Regions from separate parts of the Homo sapiens genome. Here region 1 is linked to region 2. Evidence: chromatin contacts called from ENCODE Hi-C data. All regions are on one chromosome and are shown on one strand. The core of a region is the stretch at or near the end of the contact, and the rest is flanking DNA. Distances in the headings are between cores, read along the strand shown.

Region 1 (6,743 bases), core at 2,745-5,244, 930 kb before region 2:
TTTTTTACATATGCCAGATGCAAAGATAGGAAGACCCTGCGTCTTCTTGAAGGAGTTGTCAGCTAAGTCCAAGGGATCCCCAAGTATTTCACCATTCTCAATGCTCATGCTTGTAGATAGCCACTTGGAACTCTGATCATCTTATGTGCATGTGCCACCAGTTTCAACTGACAGTGGCAAGCTGTGGTGAGAGTTCACAAGCCAAGGCCAACTGGCTGAGTTCTACAGTGAGGTGATGGTGCACAAAGGCACTGTCATCAGGAGCTTTACCTTCCAGGAGCATTTGATGGTTGGCTCGATAAGACATTCTGTCTCATCAGATAGTCTTAGGTATTCACCTAAGCATTCAAACAAGTTACAGAAGTAATACCCTTAATATGTGTGATGTGCCCCATGTTGGTATTGGGGATGTTGTCAAGGAATGTTGCAGCAGGCCAGGCCAAGCCCTGACAAATAGAGCCATTAAAGTACCAGTGACTTTTTTTTTTTTTTTGAGATGGAGTCTCTGTCATCCAGGCTGGAGTGCAGTGGCATGATCTCAGCTCACTGCAACGTCTGCCTCCCGGATGAAGTGATTTTCCTGCCTCAGCCTCCCAAGTAGCTAGGATTACAGGCGCCCACCACCATGCCCAGCTAATTTTGTATTTTTAGTAGAGACGGGGTTTCACCATCTTGGCCAGGCTGGTCTTGGAACTCCTGACCTCATGATACACCCACCTCAGCCTCCCAAAGTGCTAGGATTACAGGCGTGAGCCACCAGGCCCAGCATTTTTTTTTTTTTTTTTGAGACGAAGTCTTGCTCTGTCGCCCAGGCTAGAGTGCGGTGGCATGATAGCTCACCATAACCTCCACCTCCCGAGTTCAAGCGATTCTCCTGTCCCAGCCTCTTAAGTAGCTGGGATTACAGGCATATGCCACCATGCCTTAATTTTTGTATTTTTAGTAGACGTGGGGTTTTACCATGTTGGTCAGGCTGGTCTCGAACTCCCTGACCTCAGGTGATCCACCTGTCTCAGTCTCCCAAAGTGCTGGGATTATAGACGTGAGCCACCACACCCAGCCTCCAGTGACTTACATCCAATTTACTACTGACAGTGAATGGAAAAGCACCCAAAGGGGCCTGCAACAGGAGGCACAGCATCTCCCCTTGTTGAGGAGCCAATTCTAGACTGCAGCTGAGCAGATTGTCTAGTCTGCAGCTATACCATGGGGGGAGTGGGGTACGAACCGGAAGTCTCACATCCCTGCTTAGAAAAAAAATCCCAGGAGACAGTAACTCCTGATAGCCTCCCAGAAGGATGGAGCGGGGAATGGAGCTGGCCTTGTGGCAGCGCCTCCTAGGCCTCCACTCTCAGTTCCAGGAGGCTCAGTTGAGCTGTGTGGCCTGTGGCCTATGAGAGTATACCCCTAGGTAGAGCCATTCCCCTACAATTAGCCCAATGGTATCACCTCAGATGAGGTAAAAAAAAAAAATTTTTAATAGAAATACTAAGTTATGGTACAGTTGTGTAGAGCCGAAAAAGCAACTCCCCTGAAAGGGGACATTTTTCTGGGGCTGGGGATTTGCTGCAAGGTCAGCACCAACAGAGCAAGCCTGGGATTTGAAGGTTGCAACGAGGAGGGTGAGGGCAAGGGACCTGCAGGTGCAGCCGTAGGAGCCCTGGTGGAGGCAGGCATTGTGAAACTGATCCAGATGAGATAATGAGAGGGAAACTCACTGGGGCCAGGATGGTTTCCTCAGCCCCTGCCAGGCTTGAGTTGGTGGTGGCCCCTCCTTGCTGTCCTTCCATTAGGAGCCTCTGCCTTTGTTCATCTACCTGTTCTACCAGTCATACCCTGTAAGGAGCATGCCCTGGGGAAGCTGCAGATAGAGCTACCATTTGTCCTCCCTTCTGAGGACCAGGCCGTGACTCTGACTGACCGACTTTTCCCTGGGATTTGAGTAGGACCCACTGAATTCAGTGCTATAAGGGCCCAGAGGTCTGTTGACCCAGGAGGGAACTTCCTTTGTAGTGATGTCATCTCAGCCTCGGTTTTAATATATGTAAAATGAAAATAACAGTAACTCCTACATGTGTCATGAGAATCAAATGAGGCAATGCATGGCAAATTTGTGCAAACTACCAAGGAAGGACGCCCAGGGTCCCAGCAACCAGCAGCAGCTAAAGCAAGGGCGGGCAAACTCCTCCCACCAGCCAAATCTCTGAGCTAAGAGTGGTCTTGACATTTTTAAGTGGTTAGTGGTGGGGGAAATACCCAAAATAGTATGATTACGTGACAGATGAAAAGTTTGCGAAGTTCAGATTTCGGTGTCCTTAACGTTTTACTGGAATACAGCCATCTTGGTTCCACTGGTTGGCTTGACTCCCTGGGGGTTGGGGAAGTGAAACTTGAAAAGACAGATGAGCTGGCAAGAGTCTGGGTGAGAATTCCCAGACTTGAGTGTAGGTTTGGGAAACCCTTCAAAAGCACCAGCCCAAGAGCCTGGGGGTGGGGAGGAGGCCACACTTGTCAGAGTTCCGAAGGACTGACTTTGAATTTGCCCAAGAGGAGCCCCAGGTCTGGCCCAGGGTGGAGCCAGAGGCTGCCCACTTACAAATTTGGGGATTTTTCAGGCCAGTGGCCCCTTATTGCAGTGGTGCGTGACTCAGTTTTATTAGGTACTTGAATAAGTACTTTCAGTTTTATCAGGAATGCATTTGCTTTAAGGTATTCGAGAGAAAAAAATAAACTTAACTTGCCTATCCATTACTTCAAAGTTTAAAAAATGGGATGACTGAAAGACAATAGTTAAACTAGTGCTTATGAGTACAACAAATCTCAAAGGCAGCACATGAATGACTGAAGTTTGGGAATTCTGGAGTCTGCCCTTTGACCTCCCTGTATGAGGGAAGGGGTGAAAGAGAAATGTCACCAGTCTATTTGTAGGATGAGAGAGAACTGCATCCATTTGACCTTTGATGAGAGAATCGCCCCAGTGTTCCTAGAGGATGGGTGTGACCTGCCCCAGTCTGTCCTGGGATGAAAAAGAACTTTTTCCAGTCTGCCTGGAAGCTAAGAGAACTGCACCCCTCCCACTTCTTCCAGGAGCACTAAGTGTCAGGAATGCAGTGTCTGGAGATTTTGGCCACTCCCTAAATGCAGCCGCTCCCCAAATGCGCTGCCTCATCTTCAAAGTGCAGGGACAGCAGCTCTGAGATGAGGCCACAGGGCTCCAGGCATGTTCCTGGTCCTCACTGCAGTTTATGGGGGATCGGCTGGACACAAGTACAAGGCAGAGGACAGTTAGGGGCACAGGGGTCCCACTGAAGGCCAGCCCCATGCAGAGGATGCTCTGGGGTCCTCTGTCCCTCCCCCGTGGCTGGGGTGGGGAATTGCAGTGCTAGGACCACTGGCCCTTGGCAGGTCACACAAGAAGCTTTGCTCGTCTACACCCCAGTGTGGCCTTCACACTGCAAAGAAGGCTGTTGCCCCCACCCCAAAGGCCTGGGCATTAGGATCCTTTTTCATTTTTGTATTAATGTACAATGTACATACAGTATATTGCATCTAGTGTTCAGTTCTGACTTGAGAGACACACACAGCCAGGTAACCAAGATCACGTCAAAAAATCTTTCTTTAAAGTCCCACAAGTGACTCTAACGTGCTGCCAGGGTTGGAAGCCAACCCACGGAGTCTTGTCTCCTGCTTGTGGGTGGAGGGGAGCTTCCGAAGGAGGCCAGCGAAGAACCCTCCAAAGCGGGGAGGACCCAGCATCCGGCCCCTCGCCCCTGGCGTGCAAACGGGTCAGACCGTTAGGCACAGCCTCCTTGTGGGGCGCAGGGACAGGAAGCAGGGTTTAGAGCACCTCGAGGGGGAAGGAGTGGCAAGTGCGGAGGGCAGCCCCTCCCAGGACTAGAACCCACTTCCTACTTTACACCAGCACTGGAGGAGGCTGGTGGGGCAGGGCGGGGGCGGTGGGGCCTCCCCTAGCCTTCCCTCCCCCTCTCCTTCACTGTCCTTCCAGCAGGCACAGGAAGGTGAGGCAAGGTGTTTCCAGCCGGCAGGATGGAGGACGAGGAAGGCCCTGAGTATGGCAAACCTGACTTTGTGCTTTTGGACCAAGTGACCATGGAGGACTTCATGAGGAACCTGCAGCTCAGGTAGGCCCAGGGCAGGAGGCAGTGGCTCCCCTCCTCCAGGGTCTCCCACCTTGCGTCCTCGCAGAGACCTGAGGGAAAGAGGAAGGCACGCTGCTGTCCAAGGGAGGGGGCAGTGGCACACACCCACCCAGACCAGATGGGGCTGAAATGAGTGCCTCAAAGCACGGCCCCAGGGGACAGGAACAGACAAGGAGGCAACTGTCCCTGTCAGGGCTGGCAAGTCAGCACCGGAGCTGCCCACCACCTCAACCCACCCCTGCCTCCCACACAGTCCAGGCATCTTCTGCCCCTTCTTTCCTGCCCGACGGGGCCAGGGCATGACACTTCTTGGACAGATACATACCAGGCACTATCTTTCCAGGAGGGACCAGGGGCACCTCCCTCCAGCCACTTCCCAGCCAGTTGTTGATGCTCCCTCGATGCATCTCATCCATGGGGCCTGGCCTGAGCCCTGGGGACACTGAGATGAAGCAGTCAGGCTCCACCCTAGGGTCCAAACATTCCCACCAAGTTGAGGTGACATTCTCCTGGGGTACATGGAGTATCACAGGACACAGTTGGTAGAAGTGATATTGGAGCCCAATTTACCATCAAGGAGGGCAGGTGGAGGGCAGGGAGAAGCCCGGGAGGTAGGGGCATGGCACAGTAGGGTGGCCATACAGGCAGCTGGGCTTCCTGCCAGGACTCCCAGGGAGGGGCAGAAGGCCACTCGCTGTGTACTCCGGAAGCTCCCTGGGGAGAGCTTGGGGACCAGGATCCCCACTAAGCACCGAAGGCAAGAGACCACGAGCCTGGCTCAAAGAGGAGGGCTAGCCAGGACGTGAGCTAAGCACTTTGTGCACATTGTTCTACCTCATTCTTATAAAATGAGCTTATGAAACATTGTCCTCTCTATTTTGATGAGGAGAACACTGAGCCCTGGAGACGTGGGTGACTTGTGCCCTCATCCCCAGCTTGTAGGAGGATGGGAGCTAGGCCCAGGAAAACCCATGTCAGAGGTGGTGGAGAAAGAGGAACCTCAGGACAGGCCCACCCAGGACAGGCTGCCGGGAGACAGGGCCATCCAGGGAAGGGTGGGTACCACACACCAAGGGGAGATGGGTCTGAGGGGCAGGCCTGCCAGTCCTCCTCCCAGGGGCAGAAAGGTCAAGAGAAGGGCAGACATCCACCCCCACTGGGGACCAGGTTTGTGAAGGAAAGGGTCAAGAAGTCTGAGGCTGTGCCAGGGGAGAGGCAGCAGCCACTGGCCACAGGCTGGGGGGTCGGGGGTGTAAAGACAACGACATCAACTCCCTCCCTGTCATCTGGGTGGGGCTGGGTGGGGTCCCCTTTTGTCTCTGGGTTCCCGCCCAGGCCTTGAGACAGGAAACAGCCGAGGAGGCCCCTCCTTCCCCTCCCAGCCCAGTCACTTCTCAACCCCATCTCCCCATCTGCCCTGCGGGGTTCACCCCAGGAGCCAGCCCTGACTCACGGCACCCAGTGCAGTCTTGGGCAAGTCTGTTTCCTTTGCAAAATGAGTGGTCATGTTTCCAGTGACCTTGGGATCCCTGGGGAGACCACTGTGGACCCCAAACTCTATGCCGCAATGGAGACAGTCTCTGAGTGGCTCAGCTCACCCAGGATGGCACCAGGGAGACGCAAGGTCAACACCTGCCCCCTTCTTCCTTCTCCACTCTCAGCCCGTCAGGGTGGGAGCGCTGGCCTACTGGGGCCAGGCCCTGATATGGGCTCTGGCGAAAGGCCTGTGGGTGCCTGTAAGCCTGTGAGTGCTGAGGCCTACCCCTGCTGTGTCCAGGTTCGAGAAGGGCCGCATCTACACCTACATCGGTGAGGTGCTGGTGTCCGTGAACCCCTACCAGGAGCTGCCCCTGTATGGGCCTGAGGCCATCGCCAGGTACCAGGGCCGTGAGCTCTATGAGCGGCCACCCCATCTCTATGCTGTGGCCAACGCCGCCTACAAGGCAATGAAGCACCGGTCCAGGGACACCTGCATCGTCATCTCAGGTACCTGTCCCTGCCGCCGGGCCCCCACCCTCGGCATCTTCATTTGTGAACATTTGGGAGGGCCATTAGAGCATCTCCTGTGCCCTGTGTCCTGATGGGGGCCCTAGGACCCCATCTTGCCAGTCTTGGGGGTGTGAGTGGGCACAGGGAGCTGGGCTAAGAGAGCGAACCTGGCTGATTCTCTCAACTCTGGTCTTTCCGGCAGGGGAGAGTGGGGCAGGGAAGACAGAAGCCAGTAAGCACATCATGCAGTACATCGCTGCTGTCACCAATCCAAGCCAGAGGGCTGAGGTGGAGAGGTGAGTGGCAATGGGCAGCTCTGGGCCTCAGCATGGCAGGCCAGGGACCTCAGTGTGGCAGGAAGGGCTGGCTCTGGGGAGTGAGAGACGGCAACTGGAGTCTAGCTCAGGTCAAGTTCAGTGGGAACTTGGGAAGTTTCCAGATAATGCCAACACACCCGGAGGTGAGACAGGGTGACCCATGCCAAGGACCTCTCCTTGGGTGGGTGAGACCTAGCCAAGGTACTGGGCCTACCAGCTGGGAGGAGGCAGCAGCCACAGGTAGGATGAGGAGAAGTGCAGCAGGGCCCAGAGATGC
Region 2 (6,264 bases), core at 1,904-4,403:
TGACTTGATCCCTCTCTACCCCAGGCCACCTTTAAGAATGTTCCCAGCGCAGAGGCTCATTCCCAGTTCAGAGGCCTTTTGAAAGAAGGGCGAAGGAAGTTTCAAATCAACATGAAAAAACATGGTGCACTGGCCTCTGAACAGCAAGGCATATGGAGTGTCAAGCATCTTATAATTCAATAGTGCCTTTGAAAATAAGTACTGAGAGCCTACTGCTTATTAGTTACAGGAATGCAGCTATGAACAATCCCTAAAAGGTCCTGCCCATGGAACTTACTTTCTAACGGAAGAAAAAACACACACCTAACACTAACGTACTATTAGAGAGTGAAGCAGGTGCTGAAGGTGACACATGAACCAGGTGAGAACAAACCATGCCAAGATACGGAGTAAGCAGGGGCGGGAGACAGATCCAAGATGGAGAGCTGATGTCATGGTTGCTCCCCACTCTATCTGCCCTCCCCAATGCCAGCACTGTGTGTGTGAAACCTCTTATGACCCACCAAACTAGAGACCACCTCTTCTTCCTCTGATATCTCTACCACTTTTTCTGTATGACTTGGTCCATCCTTCATCTAAGCATCTGCCACATGTAACAACCGTGCCTCAAGCACCGAGGACAGAGACAGAGCCCACCCCACCCCTTCTAGTAAGAGATAAAGGTGACAAGAAAATCCATAAGGATTTCCAGCATATTTTGTGTCTGGCATGTGTCTGAAGGAAGTCAAACAGAAAGATGGGAAAAAGTGCCTACAAACAAGGAGCTAGGAATCAAGGAAGGCCTCTCTGAGAAGGCAACCTCGGGGCCAAGAAGTGAAGGCTGGGGAGCCACCTGGGACGATGTGGAAAAAGTGTGCTCCATGCAGAGGAAGCAGCAGAGCAAGGACTCTGAAGAGGAACCAGCTTGTAAGTTTGAGGAAGAGAAAGACGGCCAGAGTGGTGACAAACAGGTGTGGCCACAGTGTGGTAAATGAAAGGGGTGGTAGGTTCTGGGTCATGCAGGGCATCAGCAGGGCAAGGAGTCTAGGCTTTATTCAACATGCAACAGGAAGCCACTGTAGAGTTACAGACACGGAAGTGACATGGTCCAGATATTTTTCCGCAGTGTGCAGGAATCTGCCACATAGTATCTGCTGAGTAACTACCTTAATGGCTGTGACGATGAGGGTGGAGGTCAGTGGGTTATGCTGCTGAGTGACACAACCTGTAGTGCTGCAGGAGCCTGGAGGTAGGGAGGGAGCATAGCATGGCTGTCTGGGCAGATGAGTCCAGTGAGATGGGTGGGTTCTGACTTCATGAGGGGAAAGAGGAGGCTCCACAACCCTCATGAGGGACAGAGAGTAGATGGGGTGGGTAAGCACCGGGCCAGGAGTGGTAGCAGACAGCTCTCGTAAGCAGCCCAAGGAAAGGCTAGGAACATAGGAGGTCTGAAGAGGGAAGCCCAAACTGCCAGGTGGGCTGGGAGGCATCATCCCAAACCAGTGATGGTTCCTGAGAAGACTGATGATGAAGAGAGACCTGGAAGGGAGATAGATGAGGAGTGCCAGGAAGCTCCTAGGTAAGTCTGCCAGGGTAAACAGAGTGATCAAGAGCATGTTAAGAAGCAAAATCTTTAATTTGGCAGGGCTGAAGAGGGGCAAAGATTCTTCTGGGTTCTAAAGCCAAGTGGTATGATGTGGACATGAAAATGGGGCACTCATTGCAGAGATACTTTTGACTGGGTTTGAAGTAACAGGAGAGGTCTAAGAGAAACACGAACAGGAATAGGAGAGAGGCAAAACAGAGGGCTGACATCTAGAAACTCTCCTGAGAAAAATAACACTGACTGACGTGGGTAAATCTGAGGGATTATAAAGCAGGCAGAAAACCCCACCAAGGAAATGACGAGATATCCTTCTTTAGATGCCTCCAAAACAGAAGATGTGCTGTTTGGCATAAGTGCCATCCAGGGCACTCAGACCTGACAGGAGAGTCTACAGAGACCCCATAGAACCAAGCAACTGGTGTTCTAAAGCTCTTCCCCTAATGGCCCAGGGCTGAGGAAAAAGCAAAGCCATAACATCCTCAGGGTCACAATAGTACACTGCATAAAAGCCGCTCTGTGCTGGGCACTACGGAGAGCAGAGGAGATGAGAAAGCACTTACACAAGTGGAGATGGCCCCCACACAAGGGGAAGACAGTTGGGAGGGCCTCAGTGCTGACCACAGTGTGGCCCCACCACGACTCAGACTCCAAGGCCCAGTTTCTATTCCCCAAAGTTGGTCACCTTAGCCCACCATACTCAGCATATTTCTCAGAACTGGGATTTCTCAAAACTGGTCAGTAAAAACAATTTAAGCAAAGAGGAAAGTGAGGATATCTTGGGTGGTAGAGGGAAAATGGGACCTTTTCCCAAATAGATAGCGAGCATCCTACTTTCGTACATCTTCCCATGGCTCAGGCACAAGAAAGAGTACACTTTTTGGAGAAACGAAAGTTCTGAAGTCCACGTTCACAGACAGCCAAGAACCCAGATCCCTGAGCTCCTCGTCTGAAGCCCCCAGGGCAGGGCTCACATTCACAGCCCGGCTGCCAGGCCGCTCTCAAATGCCCATCCCCGAACACAGCGTTTGCAAAAAAACCGGGCGTGGCTTCCGCCTTCTCAGAGAGGGCTGTGCAGGAACCCCTTCTCCAGGGAAGTCCCAGGACTGGAAAGAAGAACCTGGCGAAGCTAGCAAGCACGACCAGGCCGAGGATCCAACATGGAAGCCCGCGAAGCCCACAGTGGGTGGCGAGCGACAGGGGGAGGGGCGGGGACTCACTGGGTCCCCCCAAGCCGGGTTTAACCTGTCCACGATCGGCGGGGCAAGGGGTCACGAGGGTGAGACAGCACTCCTGCTGCGGTGTGGAGGGGCAGACAGGTAAGCCCCAGGCCACCTGCCTGGGCACCGCTCCGCGCTCGCGCTCCCGCTCCCCCCGAGTCCCCCGCTCGCCCCAGACAGACCCACCCCTGAGGCAGCCCCTGGCCCGACCCTGGCCCGTCTCGCCGCCCACCAGTCGGTCGGGGACTTCTCGGTGACCACCCGCACGTAGGCCTCTTGCAGCGCTGGCCCGTTCCGGCTCAGGTTCGCCGCCATGGCCCGCCCCGCAGTCTCCGCGCCGCTGCTGTAGCTTCCGGGCCGGGCCGGGCCGCCCCTTTGACAGCCGACAAGCCTCGCCTCCGACAACCGGAAACCCCGCCCCACGGCAGGAAGCGGAAATGGTAGGGGCCAGCCGCACCCGCGGGTCCTAGCGAGCTGTCCGGCCAGCTGGTCTAGCATGCAGGTCCCGCGAATGCCGAAGGACAAGCGGGAGAAGGGAGGACCCGGCCTTCTGTTTGTCCTCAGGGAGGGATCCTGGGGCGCAGACTAGCCCGTCTTCTGGTCCCACCCAAACGGCAGCTCGACTTGGAAGCCTGGCCGCAGGGACCCAGTCCAGCCCCCGCTAGCTGCTCTCACAGCACCGTGCTTATTCTTTTCTAAATCTTGTTATGTCGATGCGCTTATTTGAACGATCTTGGGTTCACTGCAGTCTCCCTCCAGACGAGGTCTTCAGCCTGTTTGTGGACCCTCAACAGTTTGATCTGTGAAAGAAACATGCATAAATGTATGAATACACGAATAAATGAGTGCTAAGTGACGATCACACCGCTACAAACCTAACTGAAAGTGACTGTGCTTTCTCACTCTCACCTGAGTTTTTCCCTCTGCAGTTTGGTCGAGGCCAGGATAGTGGAGGCATGAAGAGAACCTGTCTTGTGCTTCACCTGCACATCTGGCTGGTCGCCCCTAGAAGGTGTCAGTAATTCCTCAATCTGCTCCCCTCCTCCTGGGAGCACCAGTTTTTCCATCCACAAATCTGCATACACTTGACTGAACTAGCTTCTTATCTGTATGATAGAGAAACATGCCAAAGCGCAAGGCAGCTCACGGCTTATTTCCTCCCATGGAGAATAACTCCCCTGCCTCCTTAAAATATAAATCCTGCCGGGCACGGTGGCTCACGCCTGTAATCCCAGCACTTTGGGAGGCCGAGGTGGACGAATCAAGGGGTCACGAGATCGACACCATCCTGGCTAATACGATGAAACCCCGTCTCTACTAAAACAAAAAATTAGCCAGGCGTGGCGGCGTGCGCCTGTAGTCCCAGCTACTCGGGAGGCTGAGGCAGGAGAATGGCGTGAACCAGGGAGGCAGAGCTTGCACTGAGCCGACATAGCGCCACTGCACTCCAGCCTGGGCTACAGGGCGGGACTCTGTCTCAAAAAAAGTATAGTATATATATACATATATACACACACATAGTATATATATGTGTATATATATACACACACACATAGTGTATATGTATATATACTATGTGTGTATATATGTATACATATATGTATATATATGCATATGTATAGGTATACATATATGTATATATGCATAGGTATAGGTATACATATATGTATATATATGCATAGATATAGGTATACATATATGTATATATATGCATAGGTATAGGTATACATATATGTATATATATGCATAGGTATAGGTATACATATATATGTATATATATGCATAGGTATAGGTATACATATATGTATATATATGCATAGGTATAGGTATACATATATGTATATATATGCATAGGTATAGGTATACATATATGTATATATATGCATAGGTATAGGTATACATATATGTATATATGCATATGTATATATGCATATGTATATATGTGCATATGTATATGTATATGTGCATATGTATATATGCATATGTATATGTATATATGCATATGTATATATATGCATATGTATATGTATACATATATTATATATGCATATGTATATGTATATATGCACATGTATATATATACACATATGTATATATATGCATATGTGTATATATATACATATAGTATATATATGTATATATCCACAATCCCTTAAGTCCAGATGTGCTTTGGAATTCAATCTAAGATTTCAGAAAAGTTATACCATGTATGTCCTGGGTAAGCCCTTATCACAGGATCTGGACAGGAACTGGTAATCAGACATGTTCATGCTTTTGCTGTGATATGTGTGAATAATCAGCTAAGTGTGTGATATGTGTGAATAATCAGCTAAGTGGAATATAAGACGACTCTAAATATCCTCATGACAATTAAGGTCAGTTTTTGCTACCAAATGAACTACCAAAATCTTAAGGTGTTTGAGTCTGGATGGTGCAGATAAGGGCTTGTGAACCTAATTTGGACAAAAACATGGTTCATTTGTTATGCCCATTTTTCTTTCTGTTCACATGATTGTTGCTTGTTGTCTTGTTTGTTTTGTGCTGCTATAACAAAGTACCACAGACTATGTAATTTACATAGAACAGAAATTTATTTTCTCACAGTTCTGGAGGCTGGGAAGTCCAAGGTCATGGCACTAGTATCTGATGAGGGGCTTCTTGCTGCATCATAACATGGTGAAAGGCAAAGAGGATGAGAGAAAGACAAAAAGGGGCCAGACTCATTCTTTTTTTTTTTTTTTTTTTTGAGATGGAATCTCACTCTGTAGCCAGGCTGGAGTGCAGTGACCACGAACTCGGCTCACTGAAACCTCTGCCTCCCAAGTTCAAGTAATTCTCCTGCCTCAGCCTCCTGAGTAGCTGGGACTACAGGCACGTGCCACCATGCCCAGATAATTTTTGTATTTTTAGTAGAGATAGGGTTTCACCATGTTGGCCAGGATGGTCTCGATCTCTTGACCTCGTGATCTGCCCACCTTGGCCTCCCAAAGTACTGGGATTACAGGTGTGAGCCACCCTGCCCGGCCCCAAACTCAGTCTTTTCTAATGAACCTGAGGCAGGAGAATAGGGGCTGGAAGCAGGCAACAGAACGCCAATGCACACTAACCTCCTAGAACCAAATCAAAAGGAAAACGCCTACTTATGACCAAGTAACAAAAGACCAACACCCTGTTCCGGAGCAACTCTCTGGCCTCAAAGTCCATGGAGTCTTTTCTGAAGGTGAGGTTGCATGCTATATTGTCCTCATCTTGCAAATGACAACACTGAGCTTCAGAGAGAGCGACAGAGGGGGCTGGGACTTCGACTCCAGTGTTCTATCTCCATATTGAGAGCCCTTTAAGGTTAAGAATGTGGCTGGGCATAGTGGCTCATGCCTGTAATTCCAGCACTTTGGGAGGCTGAGGCGGGCGGATCACTTAAGGTCAGGAGTTCGAGACCAGCCTGGCCAACATGGCGAAACC

Evidence for each region. A loop is a pair of places that touch in the nucleus more often than their neighbours do. Pooled maps may share reads with other maps.
Region 1: a loop to region 2 is called in a map of naive thymus-derived CD4-positive, alpha-beta T cell, with 9 times the contacts of the local background. The contact joins the promoter of MYO1G here to the promoter of DBNL in region 2. A Hi-C loop is called at or near these places in 1 of 168 maps with a recorded cell type or tissue (naive thymus-derived CD4-positive, alpha-beta T cell), 1 of 37 single-sample maps with no recorded cell type and 7 of 50 pooled maps.

What each region holds. Positions count from the first base shown.
Region 1 is chr7:44,976,266-44,983,008 of GRCh38, reverse strand. It overlaps MYO1G (myosin IG), which reads left to right and starts at 3,994. Exons shown (of 22, transcript NM_033054.3): 1 at 3,994-4,142; 2 at 5,938-6,146; 3 at 6,352-6,445. The coding sequence starts at 4,048. RefSeq lists enhancers at 2,255-2,384, 3,612-3,661, 3,692-3,761 and a silencer at 3,962-4,051.
Region 2 is chr7:44,041,591-44,047,854 of GRCh38, reverse strand. It overlaps DBNL (drebrin like), which reads right to left and starts at 3,153. Exons shown (of 13, transcript NM_001014436.3): 1 at 3,035-3,153. The coding sequence starts at 3,117. It overlaps LINC00957 (long intergenic non-protein coding RNA 957), which reads right to left. Exons shown (of 3, transcript NR_072982.1): 3 at 3,559-3,602. RefSeq lists an enhancer at 2,455-2,955 and a silencer at 2,894-3,113.